Regions from separate parts of the Homo sapiens genome. Here regions 1 and 2 are each linked to region 3. The links are chromatin contacts, found by Hi-C or POLR2A ChIA-PET in ENCODE. All regions are on one chromosome and are shown on one strand. The core of a region is the stretch at or near the end of the contact, and the rest is flanking DNA. Distances in the headings are between cores, read along the strand shown.

Evidence for each region. A loop is a pair of places that touch in the nucleus more often than their neighbours do. ChIA-PET counts read pairs that join two places held with the same protein, here RNA polymerase II (POLR2A). Pooled maps may share reads with other maps.
Region 1: a pooled map shows a loop between it and region 3 (7-fold over the local background). The contact joins two enhancer-like sites. A Hi-C loop is called at or near these places in 15 of 168 maps with a recorded cell type or tissue (B cell, CD4-positive, alpha-beta T cell, CD4-positive, alpha-beta memory T cell and 10 more), 23 of 37 single-sample maps with no recorded cell type and 21 of 50 pooled maps. POLR2A ChIA-PET finds 5 or more read pairs at or near these places in 6 of 52 experiments (PC-3, Panc1, T-cell and 2 more).
Region 2: a map of Right ventricle myocardium superior shows a loop between it and region 3 (2.4-fold over the local background). The contact joins two enhancer-like sites. A Hi-C loop is called at or near these places in 3 of 168 maps with a recorded cell type or tissue (IMR-90, Right ventricle myocardium superior and heart left ventricle), 3 of 37 single-sample maps with no recorded cell type and 4 of 50 pooled maps. POLR2A ChIA-PET finds 5 or more read pairs at or near these places in 7 of 52 experiments (BJ, GM12878, OCI-LY7 and 4 more).

The regions. Positions count from the first base shown.
Region 1 is chr15:85,295,265-85,299,874 of GRCh38, forward strand. No RefSeq gene overlaps it. Among named protein-coding and RNA genes, the nearest start is that of MIR7706, 83 kb to the right of the region's middle. Within about 2 kb of position 1,492, at least 3 of the 41 ENCODE cell types and tissues checked have a DNase peak (open chromatin) inside an H3K27ac peak, as active enhancers do.
Region 2 is chr15:85,315,509-85,319,724 of GRCh38, forward strand. No RefSeq gene overlaps it. Among named protein-coding and RNA genes, the nearest start is that of MIR7706, 63 kb to the right of the region's middle. RefSeq lists an enhancer at 2,997-3,096. Within about 2 kb of position 2,788, at least 7 of the 41 ENCODE cell types and tissues checked have a DNase peak (open chromatin) inside an H3K27ac peak, as active enhancers do; they include GM12878, where a contact is called at or near this core.
Region 3 is chr15:85,473,041-85,477,549 of GRCh38, forward strand. All of the region lies in intron 1 of AKAP13 (A-kinase anchoring protein 13), which reads left to right. Among named protein-coding and RNA genes, the nearest start is that of AKAP13, 95 kb to the left of the region's middle. RefSeq lists a silencer at 2,620-2,679. Within about 2 kb of position 2,336, at least 3 of the 41 ENCODE cell types and tissues checked have a DNase peak (open chromatin) inside an H3K27ac peak, as active enhancers do; they include GM12878, where a contact is called at or near this core.

The sequences.
Region 1 (4,610 bases), core at 242-2,741, 180 kb before region 3:
AAAAAAAATGTTTCCCTCGGAAACATCACCTTGACATATCTTGGGGGAAACATAGAACGTGGAGAATTGTTTCTGTTGCTCTCCCCCACCCCACTCCATGCCAACATTCTGCATCTCTGTGCTGAACATCAGGGAGCCACCGGCCTTGTCAGCCTTCACATTAGGCCTGCCCTCTCCCTGCTGCAGATCAGCAGCCTGTCTCGGCCTGTTGGAACTCTCCCTTAGTGTGTTGGAGACGTTGAGACATTGTGACAAAAGTATGGAACCAGGAGTCAAGGAAGCTTCAGTCCTGGCTCGGGCTACTTATTTTTTGTTCAAAGTTAGCTTTTCATTTAAATGTCTGTGTTTCTGTTTCCTTGTTTAAAAAATGTTATAATATATGGCTATCGTAAAGTTGTTGCAAAAACTCAAAGGAGAATACAGACATTTAAGATAGTCTGCATGGGCCGGCATGACGGCTCACGCCTGAAATCTCAGCACTTTGGGAGGCTGAGGTGGGAGGATTTCTCGAACCCAGGAGGAGGCTAGGCTACACTGAGCCATGTTCATGCCACTGCACCCCAGCCTGGAGCCTGGGTGACAAGGCAAGACTTTATCTCAAAAAAAAAAAAAGACTTTTTTTTTTTTAAGTTCTGGGATACATGTGCAGAACCTGCATGTTTGTTACATAAGTATCCATGTGCGGCCGGGCGCGGTGGCTCACGCCTGTAATCCCAGCACTTTGGGAGGCCGAGGCGGGTGGATCACGAGGTCAGGAGATCGAGACCATCCTGGCTAACACGGTGAAACCTCGTCTCTACTAAAAATACAAAAAGAAATTAGCCGGGCGTGGTGGCGGGCACCTGTAGTCCCAGCTACTCGGAAGGCTGAGGCAGGAGAATGGCGTGAACCCGGGAGGCGGAGCTTGCAGTGAGCCGAGTTTGCGCCACTGCACTCCAGAGCCTGGGAGACAGAGCGAGACTCTGTATCAGAAAAAAAAAAAAAAAAAAAAAAAGTATCCTTGTGCTATGGTGGTTTGCTGCACCTATCAACCTGTCATCTTGGTTTTAATTCCCGTATACATTAGGTATTTGTCCTAATGCTCTCCCTCCTCTTGCCCCCTACCCCCCAACAGGCCCGTGTGTGATGTTTTCCTCCCTGTGTCCATGTGTTCTCATTGTTCAACTCCCGCTTATGAGTGAGAACACACAGTGTCTGGTTTTCTGTTCCTGTCTTAGTTTGCTGAGGATGATGGTTTCCAGCTTCATCCACGTCCCTGCAAAGGACATGAACTCATTCTTATAAAAAAGACATTTAGTCTTTGGGAAATAAATACTGAAGATTAGCTTCAAATGGACAGTGGTTTGGATGTGATTCTTGCATCTCTGACTAAATCGTAAACTTATCCAAGTCATTGTCCACTGTGGCTCCCACAAAGCTTTCAGGCCTGTCTTCCTTGGTGATCTTGCTTTGATGTGCTATGAAAGACTGTCCCAGCAGATGGCAGAAGAGAACTGAGTCAGGAAAAACCAGCCTGGGTATTTCAGTGTGCACTGTGCACTGGGTAAAGCTTCTGCACCTTAATGTCCCTGCCGCGGTAGCGCTACACGTCGACTTCACAATCGCTGCTGAACTTCCCTAATAAAGGTGGGTCAGCAAAGGCGTGAGGGTTACCACTCTATCCAAACACCATGTCACTGAGACTCACTTAGGAAGAACATTCATTTCCTGAGTACTTCCGTAGTACTGGAAACGGGGATGAATACAAAATAGTCCCTGTCCCCACAGAATTCATAGTCCAGCTGAGATCAAATAAGGACAGAACAATTTGCATTTTGCCGGGCTGTCCTCTAATGACAATAATTTCCTGAATGTTTTCAGGTTGCCTGTTTTAGCCATATGTTCTTCTCTGGCCGCTTCTCTCCAGCCCCAGCCTCAAGTCCAACTCATGATCTCTGGCCTAGGATACAGCAACAACCTCCTAAGGGAGCTGCCTCTGCTCTTATCCACCTCCAGTTTATTCTCACCGCATAGACAAGATAATGTTTTAAAAATGCAAATGCGATTACACTGTATACCACCTACTCAAAAGATCTAATGGCTTTGTATTGACCTCATAATAATACCCCTGCCCTTAATCTTACTTAAAAGGCTTTTTGTGATCCGATCCCTGTTTTTCTTCTCCTAACTTATCTCACCCTCTCCTCCTGCAATCAACTCAAGAGGCTGACTTTCAGTTTCCCAAATGATTTTTATCCCCTACCAGATTTGCCCAAATTGCTTTTCTCTCTACCTAGAATGCCTTAAAACTAAAACTCACTCCCTCCCATCTACCCATCCTCCTTAACTTGGCTAACTAGTATTTATTCTTCTGCTCTCAGGTTAGATATCCTTTCTTTTGGGAAACTATCCCTGACAGTATAAGGCTGGGCTGAATAATCCTCCTGAGTACTCCAGAGCACCCTCTGCTTCCATTCCCCTCGCATTTACCGTATTTCTTCGTAATGAGTTTGCGTATCTTCCCCTGTCTACTGTAAATTCCTGGCACATGAGGACTTCCTCTCGCACAACAATGTATCCCCATTTCTTGACACAGTTCTTGGTACAGAGCCGCACTCGATCAAAACTTATCAAGTAAATGAATAAATCAATCATAAAACACAATTGATACCATCCAAGAAGTCATAAAATTCTTGGGGCACAAGGTCTTAGGAGAGTAGATCTTTCTGTGTGTATCAGCCATATCCCTTTTTTTTTTTTTTTTTTTGAGATGGATTCTCTCTCTGTCACCCAGGCTGGACTGCAGTGGCACTATCTCGGCTCACTGCATCCTCCACCTCCCGGGTTCAAGCGATTCTCCTGCCTCAACCTCCTGAGTAGCTGGGACTACAGCCACCCCCCACCACACCCAGCTAATTTTTCAATTTTTAGTAGAGATGGGGTTTCGCCATGTTGGCCAGGTTGGTCTTGAACTCCTGACCTCATGATCTGCCCACCTTGGCCTTCCAATGTGCTGGGATTACAGGTGTGAGCCACCATGCCTGGCCAGCCATATCCCTTTTCATCAAGATGTTGTCAACCATACGCTCTCAAATCAAGTTGTGACCAGGTGCGGTGGCTCACGCCTGTAACCTCAGCACTTTGGAAGGCCAAGGCAGGAGGATTGCTTGGGCTCAGGAGTTCAAGACCAGCCTGGGCAGCATAGGGAGATCCCATCTCTACAAAAATCATTTAAAAATACTAGCTGGGCGTGATAGCATGCACCTGTGGTCCCAGCTACTCAGGCGGCTGAGGGGGGAGAATCATCTGACCCCAGGAGGTCAAGGCTACAGTGAGCCATGATTGCACCACTGCCCTCCAACCTGAATGACAGAGCAAGACCCTGTCTCAAAATAACCAAACAGAACAAAGACAAGTCGTTGTTGTTTTATGCAAACAGGCTTTGAACTTGGAGCAAGTCACCTAGTCAATCTTCTTATCCACAGCAAAGGAGTTCTGAAACAAACAAACAAACAAACAAAAGCAATTTTTACCTTTCACAGTGTTTCTTGTGTCATCCCAGATGGTTAAAATGAAAAGGCTTTAATGAAGGGACTATTCACAGAGTTTCTGGACTGGATAAGGTAACAAACAAGGTATGGTAGGACACCTAGAGACTAGCAATGGTGAGAAGCTATTACTACCCTCCCCGCTTCCAGGGCCTATTGAGACAAGGGAAGGAAACACTTATCAGAGCCCAGTGAGTAAGAGTTGTACCTAGGATGCAGCTACAGTTAGATATAGCATGCCAAAGCAGGAAGAGAGCTGGAAAGAGCTACCCTGACCTCTGCTGAATCCCACCCTCCCATCTTCCCACAGAGCCTCCCACTGGCTGAACCCCAAAAGCCAGCTAGGAAGAAAGCCTGGACAGTGCAGTCCACTGGATTCAGTGGAGCAGGGAAGAGCATGAAACTGGGAGGGACCCTAGGCCCACAAATAACCAGCATCACACATTACGCATTGTCTTCCTGCTATGACAGATGAGGACTCAGCTCCCTTACCTGCAACCCCCCACTCAATATAGTTCTGGCACTATTTTTAGTAGCTGTATTTTAATAAGCACCTCAGCCAGCACCTGTGAAAGCAGGACTGCATCCTCTCTATGTCCTTAGAAAAATGTAATTAAGAAATAGAAAATACAGAGATTTAATTATCAAATAATTTAAATGCACAGAAAAATCCAGAAATAAATATAACAGACACCCATTTGTGGTCAACCCAGATGTAACACATTAACTTTTAGTTATGTGTTGTTTCAGAATTGTTATTTTCTGTTTTTTAAGGAAAAAATTGCAGATACAGTTAAGATCACTCTCATAGGCCGGGTGCAGTGGCTCATTCCTATAATCCCAGCAGTTAGGGAGGCCGAGGCAGGCAGATCACTTGAGGCTGGGAGCTCAAGACCAGCCTGGCCAACATGGTGAAACCCTGTCTTCACTTAAAAAAAAAAATACAAAAATTAATCAGGAGTGGTGGCACACACCTGTAATTCCAGTTACTTGGGAGCCTGAGGCACAAGAATCACTTGAACCTGGGAGGTGGAGGTTGCAGTGAGCTAAGATTGTGCCACTGCACTCCAGCCGGGGCGACGG
Region 2 (4,216 bases), core at 1,538-4,037, 160 kb before region 3:
AGGACCCAGTTCTCTGCTGGATGCTGACTAGAAGCTGCCCTGGATTTCTTGCCTTGCAGGTTCCTCCAACATGGCAGCTGGTTTCAGCATCAAAGCACACAAGCCAAGAAGTCAATAGAGAGGAGAAAGCAGCAGCAAGAGAGATTCCTAGCAAAGTAGAAATCACAACCTCTTGCAACCTCATCATGAAAGTGACATCCCATTGCTTTTGTCATATTCCATTCATGAGAAGCAGGTCAATAGGTCTGGCCTGAACACAAGGGGAGGAGCTTACCTAAAGAGGTAAGGACCAGGAGTTAGAGAGCACTGCAATATATCTTAGGAGTCTGCCTACCGCACGAGGCCTCACCATCAGTCCAAAAGTCCCCTTCAGTTTTTCCCAGGAGATCTAGCAGGACCTCAGGCAACCTGGACTTCAAATGACCCCTTCTGCTATCCCTAGTTCTATATGTAGCAGCCCAGACACATTAATTTCTACTTTCCAAAGTTGTTCTTCTGTCCTCTACTTGTCACACCATCAAATTTAGTTTGGGCTTTCAGAGAATGAAAATGGCAGACAGACAAAAGGAAAGCTTATCTGAAGTTTAAGATTTTAAGGATGCTGCCAGTTTCCAAAAGCAATTCTACCCTGGTAAAATAAAATCCTTATTCTGCTCGTCCAGGACACTTGACCCAGAGCCCAACAAGGCGGTATTCCCGTTCACACTCACTGAAGCCACTCTGTCTTCCTGCAAGAGTTATCTTGGCCCTAGTCTGTAGCTCATCTCCTACAGGGGCACTTAAAAGGAAACAACAGTTCTTGGTCCAAAGCAATAAAGAGACAAGTGAGTCATAACAGTCTGGGTTCTTCACCAGCATAAGCGCTTCCATGAATCGCCTCTATAAAAACCCTGCCCTTCTAGCCCAAGCCGTGTTCCAAGTTCCAAAACCTTCCATTCAAGGGTTTTATAACTCAGCCCTGTGCTCAGAAATGTCACTGCACATAAGAGGGCCTTTGATCTCTGGCCATACCCAAGCCCATAGTCTGCAGCGAAGCGTGCTTTGATAACTATCTAAAGAGAAAAGCACTTTGGTTTCCTCTCATCTATTTCTATTCTACTTTTAATAAGCTGCTTAGCTTCAGGCGTCTGCCCTCTGCCCTCCAAGCTTCATCTCAACCAGAAGTAAAACAGGCTTGTGGTTGTGTGCTTTGAGAGCTCATGAAATAACAATAGTGGTAGCAAACACCAATAAAGGGCTTACTACGTGCCAGGCACCATCCTAAGTAGTTTCTGTAGGTTATCCTATGTAGGTTTTCACAGATGAGGAAATGGAAGCATAGAAAGGCACTGAGTGACTAGCTTTCTGATGAAGTCACAGTCAGAGAAACAGAGCCAGAAGTTAAAATCAAGCAACGCATCTCCAAAATGCATCTTACCCCTGTGCAATGAAAGAGAATACAAGCCCCCTCAGAGAAGGGAAAATATGAAGTCAGAAATACGAGTATTTCTTTAATAAGAGAGAAGATTTGCAGCAAACTCCTTCAATCTAGAAACACTTTCTTTTTCCAGGTACTGTGTTAGAAATCCCTTCAGTAGGAAAACTAAATGGGCAAGTCTTTAAACCAAACCAAAATGTTTCCTGAGCTTTCAATGAATCAAATTGAACTCAAGGCCCCAAGTCTGAATAAATTATGCCCTAAGATCTGTCAGAAGCAGTAGATTTCTTCTATTGGGTTTTTCTTCCATTCGATATAAAGACATAAGCGCTCTGTTGCTGCCCAATTGCTTTATTAAAAAAAAAACATATATATATATATATATATATATATATATATATATTTGAGACGGAGTCTCGCTCAGTCGACCGGGCTGGAATGCAGTGGCAGGATGTTGGCTAAGTGCAACCTCTGCCTCCCACGTTCAAGTGATTCTTCTGCCTCAGTCTCCCAGGTAGCTGGGATTACAGGCTCCCACGACCACGCCCAGCTAATTTTTGTATTTTTAGTAGAGATGAGGTTTCACCATGTTGTCCAGGCTGGTCGCAAACTCCTGACCTCAAGTGATCTGCCCACCTCAGCCTCCCAAAGTACTGGGATTACAGGCATGAGCCACCATGCCCGGTACAGAAACTTTCTTACTCATTTGAATTGAAAACTTCTATGTTTTTAAAGCATATTTTCATTAAGTGTGGAAATTCATAAAATACGGTTAGGTAGGAAGACGATGTTCACAAATTAGGTTTATAATCTATCATTTCAAACTTCGCTGTATTCAAAAATTAGTTATCTAAAATTAACTCCAGAGAAGTTTGTATGTACAAATAGTTGTTATAACAAAAGCTACCTTTCTTTTCTCAATCCGTGTCATGTGGATCTAAGCCCCTGCCTCAGAAATGGGGTGGGCATGTGTGTCCTCTTGGTGAGACCACTCTACCGCCCTAGCCAATGTGATTGCTTCAGAGATGGTTACATAGCCCTAGCTGGACCATTAAAAGTCTCCAAACCTTTGCTGGAATTATTGAGAGAGAGAGCATTCAAAAAGAACTCAGTATATAAAAAATACTGGAGTTAATAAGCAAGTAAAATATTAACAGAAGACTGTATATGCCCCAGGCCACCAGATGGGGGAGAGTGCACCTGAAAAGAGGCCAATACAGAAGAAAGCAGATAGAAATAGCTTCCAATGATCCTGTGGGGGCCTGGATCCAGCTGTACCTGAATCTCCTCCAATGCTATGCAGTTACATATGCCAGTAAGTCTTTTTTGCCTTTAAATCTGTGCATTGGGTTTCTGCTCCTTGTAACCTAGGGAGTCCTGACTAGTTCCTAGGAGCAGGTGTGCTTCCAGATCCTGTTCAGTTGCTACTGACCACAGCAGGTAGTGTGAAATGACACCCCAGAGAGCTGTGTATTTCAATGCCACACCCACATTCTGGGTGTGCCTGTGAAAGCAATCCAGCAGCAGTGTGCACAGCTGGAGCTGACTTAAGAGCTCCTAGGAAGGCCCAACCCTACAGCTAAAGGTCATGTAAAGACGTTGTGGAGAGATAATAAACAACACACACATACGCACCCATTAGGCAAAAATACCACATATTTTCTTCTCAGAGGAAATAACCATGAGCAAAGTATGGATATGAGTCAGTAACTGACTATAATTAGGGGCTTCCCTCCCACCCCAGTAACATCTGAATCAAGGCAGAGGACATTCCAGCAGTCCAGCAGTTGGTAAAGAACTAACCACATCTTTCTTGATGTTTCCTGTGACTCGATCCTTGCAGAACAGGGCACTGCAAGTCAGAAAATAGCTTCCTAGGAGAATTTAATACTAAGGAATTGGGAGTTTCCTCCGTCTATCAGAACCAAAATCATTCTACCTTAAGCCTTGGGGTTTGGAGCTCAACATAACCCAAGCATCCACTCTAGGAATCCCCCATCTGCTGCATAACTTTGGGTCCATTTGTATTTCAAAACTCTATTATGACTAGATATCCATATGCAGAAGAATGAAACTAGGCCCCTATCTCTCACCATATATAAAAATCAAATCAGCCAATTGCAGTGGCTCATGCCTGTAATCCCAGCACTTTGGGAGGCCGAGGCGGGCGGATCACCTGAGGTCGGGAGTTCGAGACTAGCTTGACCAACATGGAGAAACCCTGTCTCTACTAAAAATGCAAAACTAGCTGGGCGTGGTGGCACATGCCTGTAATCCCAGCTATGCAGGAGGCTGAGGCAGGAGAATCGCTTGAACCCAGGAGGCAGAGGTTGCGGTGAGCCGAGATCATGCCATTGCACTCCAGCCTAGGCAACAAGAGCGAAACTCAGTCTCAAAAAAAAAAAAAAATCAAATGAAAATGGATTAAAGACTTACATCTAAGACCTGAAGCCATAAAACTACTAAAAGAAAACACTGGGGAAATGTTCCAGGACATTGCTCTGGGCAAATGTTTCCTGAGTAAGACCTTAAAAGCACAGGCAACCAAAGCAAAAGTGGACAACTGGGAACATCTCAAGCTAAAAAGTTTCTGCACAGCAAAAGAAACAATCAACAAAGTGAAGAGACAACTCACAGAGGGGAGAAAATATCTGCAAACTACCCATCTGACAAAGGATTAATAACCACAATATATAAGGAGCTCAAACAACTCTATAGCAAAAAAAGAAAAATCCAATTTAAAAATGGGCAAAAGATCGGAATAGACATCTCTCGAAAGAAGACATACAAACGAGGCTG
Region 3 (4,509 bases), core at 1,086-3,585:
TGTTTCATAAAATCACTGTTGTAACAGAATGACCCACGTGCTAATAATTTGGTCATAATAAGCACATAAGGAGCACAACTGGCTACTTTCCCTGAAAACTGTTACAGTCAAAAAGTAAATTAATTTAGGGAAAAAAGACTGAAGATTTCAAGGTACGGGGTCCTAAAAGTAAAGCTACTGCTTTGCAGGTTTTGTTAACTGGGCGCGGGTGTGGGGGTGGGAGTAAAGAGTAGGGATGTAGGCTTACAGACCCAGGTTGTCAGGAGAGCAATTTGATGTGGAAGGCACAAGTAAGAGAAGATGTAAACCACGCAAACAAAAAGTATTTGAAAGGGAAATAATTCAATTCAGCAAATATTTGAGTGCATACTCTGGACCGAGATTATAGATAGAATGAACTATAAAAAGTCCAAATAAACCCTCCAGAGAATGCTGAGACCTTGGCTTTCTGATTCTCCACATAAGTTAAATAGGCCCCACAGGAGGCCCCCACTGCAACACGCAGTTGGTTCAGTGCTAGATTAGTCATCGTTAGAAGATGGCCAGAATTCAGACTGATCTGAAAAACCAAAGAACTCAGGTTGCTTCAAAAACCCAGAGACAGCCAAAGCTCAGAATCAACTAAACATCCCATGTCAACTGAAGAATGATGGACTGCTTTGGTCATAGTAAGAGGGTCATGAGAGGGGAGGGAGGTGAAGCCCAACCTCTTGCTAGCCAGGGGCCTCCCTCCTCTGTAGAAAACAGAGTTAATAACCACTCGCCTGAGAGGCCTGTGGTAGGTCAAATGAGATGCCATCTGTGCAGCAATTTAGTGCACAGGAGATGTTCTGTAAACTTCATCTTTCACTGACACTAATCCAGTAAACAGGCATACCTGACTTGGGATAAGCAACAAGAAAAAAATGATAATGGGAAGCAATGAGGAAATAAAATCCTCACTTCTTACTTGAACAGCAGAATCCTTAAGAAATACAGCCCACTCAACTACTAGTTTGAAAGTTTAAAGTCTCTGTGATATCAGTTCTTTCTCTAGGTGACTTACATAGGATGAAAAAAGTGTTCCCAACTGTAAACATGGGTTTCTGTATCAAACATGTGGCTGACTCTCCATCAGCAGGAGTAGCAGTGGTTAAAAAACACAAGCTAACATGTTCTCAGCTCTTCCTCCAAGAGGTAAAAGCTCATAAGCCCATTATTTTCGTAGTTTAAAACATATATTCCTGATTCCTTTCTTTCCCTCTGCCCCACTCCCCAAATGCTGTCTTTAAATAGTCAGATTCTCTGCTAAAAATGCCATTCATGTTGTCACAAGTTCTGTATTGACCTGGCATCAGTGTTGATAATTAATTTTCATGTGCTTTTAGTTGGCTAACCTAGTTCTTTGCCACATAAAATAAATGCATTAGTATTTTCAGAAATATCCTTGCTTGGTGTATAAGAGCAAGAATGACTGTCTAAGGGATTACTCATGTCAGGAATGTTTTATGATTAGAAATTCCCCATTAGAAATAAAATTTTTCATTGAAGCGATTAACATTAACAAAATCTTTAATAGGGGACTGCTTAGAATATTGAAGTTTTCCTCATATCTGTAGAATTTTCACTTAATTATGACATATACAAGTTTTTAATTTGAAGTCTTCATTGTTTAAAACTTTTCCTTCCAATTTTGATAGGTGGTTTAACAAAAACCTACCACCTTGTGTTTCCAGTGTCATTGTTCTCAAGATGTTAAAGGCTTAGTATTGTGAAATTATAACATTGAAGACAATATTTATTCTCAAGACAAGAACCAGTCTAATAATTAACAAGGTAACTGACATTTTTAACGTCTCTGATCCCCTCTGACACTTGTGTGACTCGTTCGATAGTCACATAACGTGTGTGAGAAGGTGGGCCGTGCCTGCCTTGGAAATCATTCCTAACAGGTCTCGCATTTGTCCAGGTAAGGTCATCCAGCTCAGTAATGTCCTCATTTGTGTGAGAGCCTACCTGCCTATATTTAGTCTTTCCAGGTGGTTTATAATTGGTTTAGCCCATTGGACAGCCTGCTTTTTGGTTGATAGAGGCTGGGGAGGATGAAGGAAGTGTAAAGGCTTGAATTTGGCAGTCTCTTTGCCGGATATCTATTTTAACCCCTCCTGAAGTTAATTTACATAAAACCCAGCTGTGTAAGAATTTTTCTAAATTTAAAGTTTATTCTTATTACCGTAGGGATAGGAATGTCAGCACTCACTGAATTATGGCCTTCCTCTCCTGTGTCTGGACCTCCTGGCAGCTTATGGTTCCCGTTTCCTTTGGATAACAGGATACAGCTGGTGGCAAAATTCTCACCTGTGGAATGGCCATTGGGAGTTTTCTTCTCCATATAGATCTTTGCAAAGCAGCAGAAACCATTTTTGCAGGAAACCACAAGCCTGTGTTAAACACCAAAAGAGAATTGAAATAACATGTCCATGAGTTCCTCTTTCCAGAGGTACCAACCATCATGTGGGATCCTAAGTATAGTGTTAAGTAGCTCTTTGTCCTCCCCTTCACTTTGAGGTTGTCTAGTTATATGATGTTGAATTCCCCAGCTCTGGTCCCTATTACCTCTCTGGCAGATTAAGCAAATTGCTTCAGGCTGGATTGCTTAACACTTAGCAGAATTCATGCTGCCTTTAATGAGCTACCAGTTTAACCTTCTGGGGCTAGAGTGATTTTTAGACATTTTTGTTTTGATGAGTTGATTTTTGTACTTATAGCTATAACTGTGGATCCCTTGCCATCAAACTATGGTGCAGCAAAGCAGCTGATGAATTTCTCTGTCTCTGATGTTCATGTCAAACAGTTATTTCTCTAGCATTCATTGGGGGCTCAGTACTGTGCCAGGTGCTGTGGCATGAGCAGTAGTGGTGTGGAGGGTGCTACAGGAGACATCTGCAATGCAGTAGACTAGATTAAAAACAAGTTGGGGAGAGAAGGCAAGCACAAAAATAAAAGAAAAATAGAAGATAGTATTTGACTTACTGCTGATAGTGTGGGTTAGATTATCAGTGATAATCCTATTAAAATCAGCAAGGGTGGAGGGCATGAACATGAGCAAAGACTTGAGGACTGGACTGAGCATGGTGCATGCATGTGAGGTATGCAGGGACTGGATGGAAGGTGTGGTATGGAAGAAAAGAGTGCTCAGTAAGGCTTTATAGATAATGAGGGACCCTGAACACTCTTTGGAGGCACCAGAGGGGTAGTGGGGGCATGGTGGATGGCTTCTGAGAGCTCACCAATGATAAATGGTATGTTTAATAGAGTACCTTATCTGTTGGAATGTATATTTTCCTCACCATCACCTTTTATTTAGAATTAGGGATCGACACAGTGATGAGGATGTCCTGAGAGATGTGGTAGCTGAATGTGATAGAAGGTTAGTGCTGAAAGGCTATCATGTAATTCATAACAGGCAAGAAGAATAGGAGCTTACTTTATTATTTTCTTATTGCCTACCACTGTGTTAAACCTTTAACTACACATCTTTAATTTTATGTATTCTCATTTTACAGATGAGGAAAATAAAGCTTGGTAGTTAAGTAACTTGTCCAAGGTAACACAGCCAGTAAGTGCCACATTTACAACTCAATTCTAGGTCTTTTTGTCTCTGTCTCTGAATTACGTTAGTACTCTAATTTTTATCCTTACATTAGTCTGTTGGGGTCATCAAATGATTCTTAAATACTAGAAGGTTGTCTCTAATCTTAATGAGGACTCTGCAATCATCCTTTCCTTTAATAACTATTCATCCAAGTGGCTTGTCTATCGTTGTTGTAAAATAAGTACGTTTAATTTTTTACAGAAGAAATGTAGTGGGCTTAATCATGTGCTGGCCATGTGTGTCTGTGGATGCAGCATTTAGGAATATGGGTCCCAGAGTACAGGGCTCCATCTTTAAGCTCTGGAGGTTGGAAGCTCTAGGAAAACTAAGGTGGGTTAAATGTGTTCCCAAAACTGTGATCACATTTTATGTTTATGCTTTTCTCTCCCTTTCTCGAGTCATGGTAGGTTACTATTTGAGTGCCATGCCCTAGAACTCCCTAAAGTAAAGGCACTGGTATCCCAAAAGAACTGTTCTAAAAGATTACTTACTTCTGTGAAGGCAGAGAGGGTGCTACAGAATGAAAATAGCATTTTAGGAAGGTTGAGTCAGAGGTGCGAGTGGGGCATAGAGAGATTTTCTCAGGGTGATAAGGCCCTGGTGCTCAAGTCTACAAGCAGAGACAGGCACATTGGCAGTGAGTCCTCCTTGGGGAAGAAGAATGATCTGGGCTACTTCCAAGACCCCTTCTACCTGTAAGTTCTTGTAATTTGGGATTGGGATTAAGAAACTCCAGAGGCTGGTGTAAATTGATGGGGCACCAGCTGTTGTTTGCTGCACCTCAGGGAAGTCATGGTGGGAGTCTGGCCTGGCCCTGTTGGCTGGGGCCCCCAACAGATCCTTGCTGTGTCTGGGTTTGAGTTTACGCTACACAA